Linked DNA regions of Homo sapiens: region 2 is linked to region 1. Evidence: chromatin contacts called from ENCODE Hi-C or POLR2A ChIA-PET data. All regions are on one chromosome and are shown on one strand. The core of a region is the stretch at or near the end of the contact, and the rest is flanking DNA. Distances in the headings are between cores, read along the strand shown.

Region 1 (5,233 bases), core at 2,244-4,743:
ACCTAGAGGGAAAAAAAGTAAAAAAACCCCAATTCAAGACAGAAAAAAGCAAAATGATTCCAGCCGAGAACTTGAAGAATAAAATCAACCAGGAGGACGCTTCATGTTAGTAGAAAGTGGACGGCATTTTCACCATGTAAGGAAATGTGACCTTTTGAAAAAAGAACGAGGTCGTTTTCTATTTTAATAAGGGCAGTTCCTTCTTTCCACTTACCTGCTTCTAGGAGACAACAACAAAGAGCTGGCCTTGTTTTAGCAACCTGCACTGCAGTTTACATTCCCTTTAACCCAAGACAAAGATTAAAGAGATATCCCCACCCCTGCTCCAAGTCAATCTTGAAGGACAAACGTCTGGTTCTTACCTCATCTACCCACACCTGGAACCTGTCATGGCATGGGCAAGTTGAAACAGTAACTTGTTCCTCCACCCAACAGTCTTGCAATACTCCAAAACAGCAAACAATACTTCTTTATTTTATTACTTTAATTAATTAATTTATTTTTTGAGACGGAGTATTGCTCTTGTTGCCCAGGCTGGAATGCAATGGTGGGATCTCGGCTCACCGCAACCTCTGCATCCCGACTTCAGATGATTCTCCTCCCTCAGCCTCTCGAGTAGCTGGGATTACAGGCATGTACCACCACGCCTGGCTAATTTTTTTTTTTTTTTTTTTAGTAGAGATGGGGTTTCTCCATGTTGGTCAGGCTGGTCTTGAACTCCCGACCTCAGGTGATCTGCCCGCCTCAGCCTCCCAGAGTGCTGGGATTACAGGCGTGAGCCAAAGCACCCGGCCAACAATATATTTTTAAAATGGGGCACCTGCCGGCCGGACGCGGTGGCTCATGCCTGTAATCCCAGCACTTTGGGAGGCCGAGGCGGGCAGATCACGGGGTCAGAAGATCGAGACCATCCTGGCTAACACAGTGAAACCCTGTCTCTACTAAAAATACAAAAAAAATAGCCGGGCGTGGTGGCGGGCGCCTGTAGTCCCCGCTAGTCGGGAGGCTGAGGCAGGAATATGTCATGAACCCGGGAGGCGGAGCTTGCAGTGAGCCAAGATAGCGCCACTGCACTCCAGCCTGGGCGACAGAGCGAGACTCCGTCTCAAAAATAAAATAAAATAAATAAAAATAATAAATAAATAAATAAATAGGGCACCCGCTCGAGGCAATTACTTCCTGCTTTATGCGCTCCCTCCCATAAATGGTCTCCTCTGTTCAGTTCATTCAGACTTCTGCTTTAGGAATTATCTTCTTAAAAAACCACTTGGAGGAGGGCGCTCTCCACTGAAAGATCTTTAGCAGACTCTTTTCCCTAATAAAATTCAGACCACAGAGCAAAGCAATCCAGAGTTCTTAGCATCAATGAATACGCCGCTCTTAATTTAAAACTTTTTTTTACCATTCTGCATTTCTTGAGCGTTCCTGCTTCTTCTTCACTGTTTTCTATACATTTCCGTTTTATTTATTTATTTATTTTTTGAGACGGAGTCTTGCTCTGTCACCCAGGCTGGAGTGCAGTGGCACAATCTCGGCTCACTGCAAGCTCCGCCTCCCTGGTTCATGCCGTTCTCCTGCCTCAGCCTCCTAAGTAGCTGGGACTACAGGCGCCCGCCACCATGCCCAGCCAATTTTTTTTGTATTTTTAGTAGAGACGAGGTTTCACCAAGTTAGCCAGGATGGTCTCGATCTCCTAACCTCGTGATCCACCCGCCTCGGCCTTCCAAAGTGCTGGGATTACAGGCGTGAGCCACCACATCCGGCCTTTCTATACATTTCAATGTGCATTTTTGTCTATGAATCCTCCTACCTACGCTTTAAGGATTAGTTCAATGGTTACCTATTTCCAGAAGTCTTCAAATACCCTCCAAATGAATAGTAAATCCAGTGGTCCGGAGAATTTGAAGTCAGTCCTCCACAGGTGATTCTCTCACCACCACAAAATGGCCCAAGTACCTTGCCTTCCTCTCATGGCTGCCAGCTGAATCGTATTGTAATTGAGAGGGAACCCTCTATTTTCTCCTGGTACTGGATAAGCTCCTTAAAGGCAGATTCCAGCACTTTTTTTCCCCCTCGAGACAGAGTCTCACTGTCGCCCAGGCTGGAGTGCAGTGGCCTGATCTCTGCTCTCTGCAGCCTCCGCCTCCCGGGTTCAAGTGATTTCTGTGCCTCAGCCTCCTGAGTGGCTGGGACTACAGGTATGCACCACCATACCTGGCTAATTTTTGTGTTTTTAGTAGAGATGGGGGTTTCACCATGTTGGCCAGGCTGGTCCCAAACCCCTGGCCTCAAGCAATATGCCTGCCTTGGCTTCCCAAAGTGCTGGGATTACAGGCATGAGCCACCGTGCTGGGCCACAGTATTTTTTCTTTTCTTTTCTTTTTTTTTTGAGATGGAGTCTTGCTCTGTCACCCAGGCTGGAGTGCAGTGGCACGATCTCGGCTCACTGAAAGCTCTGCCTCCTGGGTTCACGCCATTCTCCTGCCTCAGTCTCCCGAGTAGCTGGGACTACAGGCGCCCACCGCCACGCCCAGCTATTTAAAATTTTTTTTTTTTTTTAGTAGAGACAGGGTTTCACTGTGTTGGCCAGGATGGTCTCGATCTCCTGACCTCGTGATCCACCTTTTTAATGCGGAAAAGCACACTGAAGAACATTTATCAGAAGTATGTCCTCAGTAAGTGGCTGAACAGGCTGAGTGTGGTGGCTCACACCTGTAATCCCAGCTACTCTGGAGGCTGAGGCAGGAGAATCACTTGAACTTGGGAGGTGGAGGCTGTAGTGAGCTGTGATCATGCCACTGTACTCCAGCCTGGGTGACAGAGCGAGACCCTGTCCCCCACTCAACACCCCCCAAAAATTGAACAAATGAAATAGCCCATTTTTTGAGAATCAGTGCTTTTGGCTGGGCGCCCGGTGGCTCACACTTATAATCCCAGCACTGTGGGAGGCAAGAGGTGGGCAGATCACCTGAGGTCGGGAGTTCGAGACCAGCCTGACCAACATGAAGAAACCCCGTCTCTACTAAAAATACAAAATTAGCCGGGTGTGTGGCACATGACTGTAATCCCAGCTATTTGGGAGGCTGAGGCAGGAGAATCACTTGAACCCGGGAGGCGGAGCTTGCAGTGAGCCAAGATTGTGCCACTGCACTCCAGCCTCGGCAACAGAGCAAGACTCTGTATCAAAAAAAAAAAAAAAAAAAAAAAAAGAATCAGTGCTTTTGTAGAGCTTTTGACAAGGAGGCAGTACAGCAGTTAAGAGCACAGATACGGGGGTCAGAGAGATCTAGATTTAGATTTACTAGGTTGTGTATCAGCTGTGTGTTTTAGTATGTGTGTATTTAGCTGTGTGTATTTCCTCTCAACAATGAGGTTAACAATGCCTACCCAATGTGGTGACGGTGAAAATGGGGTAATGCACAAAAATACCTTAACACGATGTCTGGTAAATGGCAAAGAGATAACTATTAAGAGACCTCTGGTATTCACAGGTGACTCTACTAATGCAGTACTTCTTAAAGGGACATTTAAACAACTACTGCTCTGATTTAGGGAATAGTCAAGTCTTTAGTTGAACACTCACCTTAAGAACCACTTCTGGAATGTCGACAAGTTCCTTTAACCTCTCTCTGCCTCCCTTTCCTTACTTCCAAGTGGTGATAATAATTTGCCTGACAGAAATGCTGAGCGAGATCAGGTTAAAAACACTATGTAAACAACTGTAAAGGATTGCTTTTATTTTGAACTTAAGCTGAGGAAAAGAAGCCAAAAGTATTTTAAATTTTATTCTATTTCTAGCACATTCTGTGAGGGCTTTAAAAAGAAATTTCTCTCTTTATAATTTTCCTTTCCTTTATTCTTTACAGAACAGTAAATTCTGATTACTCAAGTTCTCAAAAATGAAAGCTATATCTGGAATGTTTCTATTTTGCTCCCCCTGTTGGCCTGAGAGCAGGATAACACTGCCTGAGACTAACAATTCAAGACGATCTAAACATTTATTTTCATGGACTTGACTAATATAAAGATGTAATGGCATTCCACAGAAAGACCTAAACCACAGTTTCAGCTCTATCTTATATATATACCTGACAATTAAAAGCAGTATGTTTATGTTTAATTTTTAATTTTTAACTATTAGGGTTCAAATCTAGAAAATTATTTTTATACAAAGGCTAGCTGCATGCCATTCATTTTTCAAAATAATTACTTTTCAAAAATTCTGCTGTTTCTATATTTAAGGCTGAAATCCACTGAAAACACCCAAACTTGCAATTCCTATCATTATTTTTGTTTTGCTACCACTGATTTTTACAATTTACCTTTTTTTTTTTTTTTTTTTGAGATGGAGTTTTGCTCTTGTTGCCCAGGCTGGAGTGCAATGGCGCGACCTCGGCTCACTGCAACCTCCCACTCCCAGGTTCAAGTGATTCTCCTGCCTCAGCCTCCCGAGTAGCTGGGATTACAGGCATGTACCACCACACCTGGCTAATTTTTGTATTTATGTAGAGATGGGGTTTTGCCATGTTGGCCAGGCTGGTCTCGAACTCCTGACCTCAGGTGATCCTTCCTCCTTGGCCTCCCAAAGTGCTAGGATTATAAGCATGAGCCACCACGCCTGGCCAACAATTTACTTTTAAACTTAAAAGTTATATGCACCGGCCAGGTGAGGTGGCTTACGCCTGTAATCCCAGCACTTTGGGAGGCTGGGCGGGCAGATCACCTGAAGTCAGGAGGTCAAGACCAGCCTGACCCGACGTGGAGAAACCCCATCTCTACTAAAAATACGAAGTTAGCTGGGCGTGGTGGCACATGCCTGTAATCCCAGCTACTCCGGAGGCTGAGGCAGGAGAATCGCTTAAACTCGGGAGGCGGAGGTTGCGGTGAGCCGAGATTGTGCCATTGCACTCCAGCCTGGGCAACAAGAGTGAAACCCTTGTCTCAAAAAAAAAAAAGGTTATATACACTGATTTTACCTGTGAATCACTTTTTTGTATTCAAAGTCTTAGATTATGTATATGAAAACTAATTTATTAAACCTCTGTACACAAAGATGAACATACCTGTATAGCAAGCATATATGAAGGATGAAGTTACAAAAAAGTAAAAGTATTACTAAAATTGACACATGTAAATCACTTACAAAAATACCCCAAATGGGATAAAGCTGCTCATCCCTGATTTTTCTCATTTGGTTGTAGGAGTTGAAACATGAATTTAAAATGGTAGAATT
Region 2 (4,885 bases), core at 1,099-3,598, 76 kb before region 1:
CACTCTGTCACCTAGGCTGGAGTACAGTGGCATCTCGCCTTACTGCAACCTCTGCCTCCTGGGTTCAAGGGATTCTCCTGCCTCAACCTCCCAAGTAGTTGGGATTACAGGCGTGTGCCACCATGCCCAGCTAATTTTTTGTATTTTTAGTAGAGACGAGGTTTCACCATATTGGCCAGGAGGGTCTCGATTTCCTGACCTCAAGTGATCTGCCCGCCTCGGCCTCCCAGAGTGCTGGGATTACAGGCATGTGCCACCATGCCCAGCCAGACTGGCAATTTCAAGTTCTTACAACTTATGTGTACAGGATGGCTCATTTCTACAAAGCTATCTTAAAGACAACCCAGTTAAAGAGAGACATTTGAAAGGGCATACACCTAGTGGACCCATAAAGGGCTCTTAGTCTCTAAGAAAGTGTTTTAAGAGTCTAGATCTTGGCTGGGCACGGTGGCTCCCACCTGTAATCCCAGCACTTTGGGAAGCTGAGGCAGACAGATCACCTGAGGTCAGTAGTTCGAGACCAGCCTGGACAACAAGGTGAAACCCCCATCTCTACTAAACTACAAAAATTAGCCGGGTGTGGTGGTGCGCACCAGTAGTCCCAGCTATTCAGCAGGCTAAGCCAGGAGAATCACTTGAACCTGGGAGGCAGAAGTTGTGGTTAGCTGAGATCAGACCACTGCACTCCAGCCTGGGTGACAGAGTGAGATTCTGTCTCCAAAAAAAAAAAAAAAAAAGATTCTAGGTTTTATGTATTTAAGAAAATAGGGACATGTGACTGTTTCGGAGGGGGAAAAACAGAGAACACACAGGGCAATGCTTTTAAAAGCACAGTCTACTTCAAAAAACAGGATGTGATGTCTCTCTGACACTGACATGCTTTATGGGTGCAAAGCAATAAGAAAATTATTATTTGGGAGGTGGTGCATCATCTCTCCACTTAAACTCACAGTCAAACTTAGAAAAAAGTTCCATTGTTTACGTACTGCATTACTTAAATAAAAGATGAAAAGGGGCCGGGCGTGGTGGCTCACGCCTGTAATCCCAGTACTTTGGGAGACTGAGGCGGGCGGATCACTTGAGGTGAGTTTGAGACCAGCCTGGCCAACATGGTGAAACCCCGTCTCTACTAAAAATACAAAAAAATCAGCTGGGCGTGGTGGCACGTGCCTATAATCCCAGTTACTCTGGAGGCTCAGGCACGAGAATCGTTTGAAGCCGGGAAGCGGAGGTTGCAGTGAGCCAAGATTTCGCCACTGCACTCCAGCCTGGGCAACACAGTGAGACGCTGTCTCAAAAAAAAAAAAAAAAAAAAAAAAGATGGAAAGGGACAATTTATCAAGTGTTTGCACCCAGAATACAGAAACACAGGGTTTTCTAAGTTTTTATTTACTTAAAGGGACAATCCTTTAGGCCAGGCACAGTGGCTCATGCCTGTAATCCCAGCATTTTGGGAGGCCGAGGTGGACGGATCACGAGATCAGGAGATCGAGACCATCCTGGCCAACATGGTGGAACCGCATCTCTACTAAAAATACAAAAATTAGCTGGGTGTGGTGGTGCGCGCCTGTAATCCCAGCTCCCAGGAGGCGGAGGTTGCAGTGAGCCGAGATTGCATCACTGCACTCCAGTCTGGCGACAGCATGAGACTCCGGCTCAAAAATAAAAAAAAAGAAGGACAATCCTTTAAAAAGTTAATATTAACCCTCAGAGACTAGCTTTCTGAATATCTGTACGAACCAACACCTTTTCTTCCAACTCCAACTGAAACAGGTATAAACAGCACAAGGCAAAATAATCAAAAACAGATGGTGACAACTTCTCGATTGTGATGCATCTGAATTGAGACCTCTGGGTCATAAAGAATTTCTGCCACTGATAACCTAGTCTAATCATTTCAAACTGTTACTTTTTCACAGAAGAAAAAACTTTATGTTTATTTGCAGAAAAAATGGATAGTAAATTCCGTAGCAAATAGAGCTACTGACTAATCACGTACACACAGTAAAAACACTTTCTATTCAACTGTGGAGTTTTCTGCCTTTAAAAGTCCTGCCAGAGGATACTCACAATAATTTTCTCATCATTATACGATCTCTTTCAGCAAAATAAAGAGGGCCTGGTGTCAATGTCTTTACTTTTTATCTATAAGAAGTTGAAGAAAATCAACACAAATCTAGAATATGAAAATAGTACCTCATGGTGTCTGTAGAATCGGGGCAGGCATCAGCTCATATCCTGCCAGAAGCTGGGCAAACATTTTGAACAGCCTGGCTATGAGGTCATGACAATGACCTCACAAACAGGAATTCTCATGTTAGTCGCCCTCTGGGCTGAAGCCTCACCACTTTAAAGGAATCTGGAGCTGATGACTCAAGAAATGTCCTTCCTCCTAAGAAATTATCCTCCCATCTGAGATTAGCAGCATCTAATCTCAGTTTTCTCCACTGCTGACCAGCATCAGCAACACAGGTAAGCAGAGACAAGCAAGTCCACCTAAATAGCTGAACACCAGTCATGTACGCATATCTGTATTACCTGCAAACTTCTGGTACGCAAGTTTTTATTTTGGTTCGGTTCCAAACACTTTTTCTTAGTATTCTTTACTGGAGGATTGGGCTACATTTAAGCATCCCCGCCAGGCGTGGTGGCTCACGCCTGTAATCGCAGTACTTTGGGAGGCCAAGGCAGGCTGATCATGAGGTCAAGAGATAGAGACAACCCTGGCCAACATGGTGAAACCCCGTCTCTACTAATACAAAAATTAGCTGGGCATGGTGGTGCGTGCGTGTAGTCCCAGCTACTTGGGAGACTGAGGCAGGAGAATCTCTTGAACCTGGGAGGTGGAGGTTGCAGTGAGCCGAGATCGTGCCACTGCACTCCTGCCTGGCGATAGAGCAAGACTCCATCTCAAAAAAAAAAAAAGAAAAAGGAAAGAAAAAAGAATCCTGATAACTGAGTAGAAAATAAATCATAAACTTAAAATGTTACCCTTGCCATCCTAATAAACTATTGAGTTCACCAGCCCCAATATTTACCCTGTTTACTAAGGAGAAGTGGAGATTAAGATGTCTAAGTCATTTTGAAAATGCCAGAAGAATAAAGCCTCGGGACAGCTCCGGAATAGCCCTGTGTATCTTTGTGAGGAAAAGGCAAAATGGCCAGGCTGTTGTTTCCTCCCTCTTAAGAGTTTTGAAGTTTGCAAGCCAGCACAGAGTAAGAATTAGTGACATTTTATTATTTCTAAGTGCTTAAAAATTCTGAAATTGAAGGGAACTGTAACAGGGACTCAGAACAATTATCTCAATGGAATCACTGGTAATTTTTATCTGTGTTTTCTTGGGTCTATAGAAATTTTATTTAATGAACAGGTATAATTAATTTCACAGGCAGAAAAAAAATTCTTTTGAGCCACAGTAAAACGGCTTCAACCGAAAGAGTGAAGAAACAGACTCTACTGAGCTGCTTTCTCCACAGAAACAAGAGTGCAGTACAGCCAAGCCAGGATGGAAGTGAATACATATGGAGAGGGGGAGAGGGTGGCTAGCTGTTCACCAAGACTTTTTTGTTGTTGTTTATTTTTTTTTTTTTGAGGCAGAGTCTTGCCCTGTTGCCCAGGTTGAACTGCAGTGATGCACTCATGGCTCATGGCAGCCTTGACCTCCCAGACTCCAGCCATCCTTCCACCTCAGCCTCCCAAGTAGCTGGGACTACAGGCAGACACCACCACACCCGGCAAATTTTTTTTTTTTTTTTTTTTTTTTTTGTAGAGATGGGGTTTTACCATGTTGCCTAGGCTGGTCTTGAACTCCTGGGTGCAAGCGATCCACCAACCTTGGCCTCCCAAAGTGCTGGGATTACAGGCGTAAGCCACCGTGCCTGGCCTCTTTTTCTTCCTGGATTCACACCATATTTCCCAGCTCCCGCTACAGTTCAGTATGATCACGTGACTGAGTTCTAGCCAGTGGAATAAGTGTGTGAGGCATGTGCCACTCTAGGCCTAGCCCAGAGGAACCTACTGTGTACAATCCCCCATGCTCTTTGCCCTTCTGATGGCTTGATGGAGACAAGCCCAGCAACCTCGAAAGCATGTACTGAAGACAACAGAATCAAAAGATGGAAGAGTTCAGGCGTGTGGCTCATGCCTGTAATCCCAGCACTTTGGGAGACCAAAGTGGGTGGATCATCTGAGGTCAGGAGTTTGAGACCAGCCTGGGCAACATGGCAAAAACCTCTCTCTACAAAAAAATACAAAAATTAGCCGGGCATAGTGGTGCACGCCTGTAATCTCAGAGGTTGCAGTGAGCCAAGATCACACCACTGCCCTCCAGTCTGGGCGACAGAGCCAGACTCCATCTCCAAAAAAAAAAAAAAAAAAAAAAAAAAGGAAGAAAGAAGTCTAGACACCTGAATCACCTCTCCCCATTTTCCCATCAGTAAATATGTATCCTAAACTTTTCCAAAACTGAAAATCAACTTATCGGCCACGCATGGTGGCTCACACCTATAATCCCAGCACTTTGGGAGGCAGTCCGATCACAAGGTCAGGAGTTCGAGACCAGCCTGGCCAACATGGTGAAACCCCATCTTTACTAAAAAAAAAATATAAAAATTAGTCGAGAGTGGAGGCGCATGCCTGTAATCCCAGCTACTCAGTAGGCTGAGGCAGGATAATCGCTTGAAGCCAGGAGGCAGAGGTTGCAGTGAGCCAAGATTGTGCCACTGCACTCCAGCCTGGGCAACAGAGTGAGACGCCGTCTCAAAAAAAAACAAAAAAAAAAGAAAATTAACTTATCAGTTTCAGCCACTGAAATAAGTGGGCTTATATGGTATAGTGGCAAGCTTATTTTATGTAATACAGTGGCAAACAGATAAAAACTTTGCT

The links. A loop is a pair of places that touch in the nucleus more often than their neighbours do. ChIA-PET counts read pairs that join two places held with the same protein, here RNA polymerase II (POLR2A). Pooled maps may share reads with other maps.
Region 2: a map of prostate gland shows a loop between it and region 1 (11-fold over the local background). The contact joins the promoter of CLIP1-AS1 here to the enhancer-like site in region 1. A Hi-C loop is called at or near these places in 115 of 168 maps with a recorded cell type or tissue (A673, B cell, CD14-positive monocyte and 68 more), 37 of 37 single-sample maps with no recorded cell type and 49 of 50 pooled maps. POLR2A ChIA-PET finds 5 or more read pairs at or near these places in 46 of 52 experiments (A549, A673, AG04449 and 36 more).

The regions. Positions count from the first base shown.
Region 1 is chr12:122,467,883-122,473,115 of GRCh38, forward strand. ZCCHC8 (zinc finger CCHC-type containing 8) reads right to left here. Exons shown (of 14, transcript NM_017612.5): 14 at 3,718-5,233. Among named protein-coding and RNA genes, the nearest start is that of ZCCHC8, 30 kb to the right of the region's middle. Within about 2 kb of position 3,494, at least 5 of the 41 ENCODE cell types and tissues checked have a DNase peak (open chromatin) inside an H3K27ac peak, as active enhancers do; they include B cell, PC-9, prostate gland and 1 more, where a contact is called at or near this core.
Region 2 is chr12:122,393,194-122,398,078 of GRCh38, forward strand. It overlaps CLIP1-AS1 (CLIP1 antisense RNA 1), which reads left to right and starts at 2,349. Exons shown (of 3, transcript NR_045382.1): 1 at 2,349-2,472; 2 at 3,390-3,512. All of the region lies in intron 1 of CLIP1 (CAP-Gly domain containing linker protein 1), which reads right to left.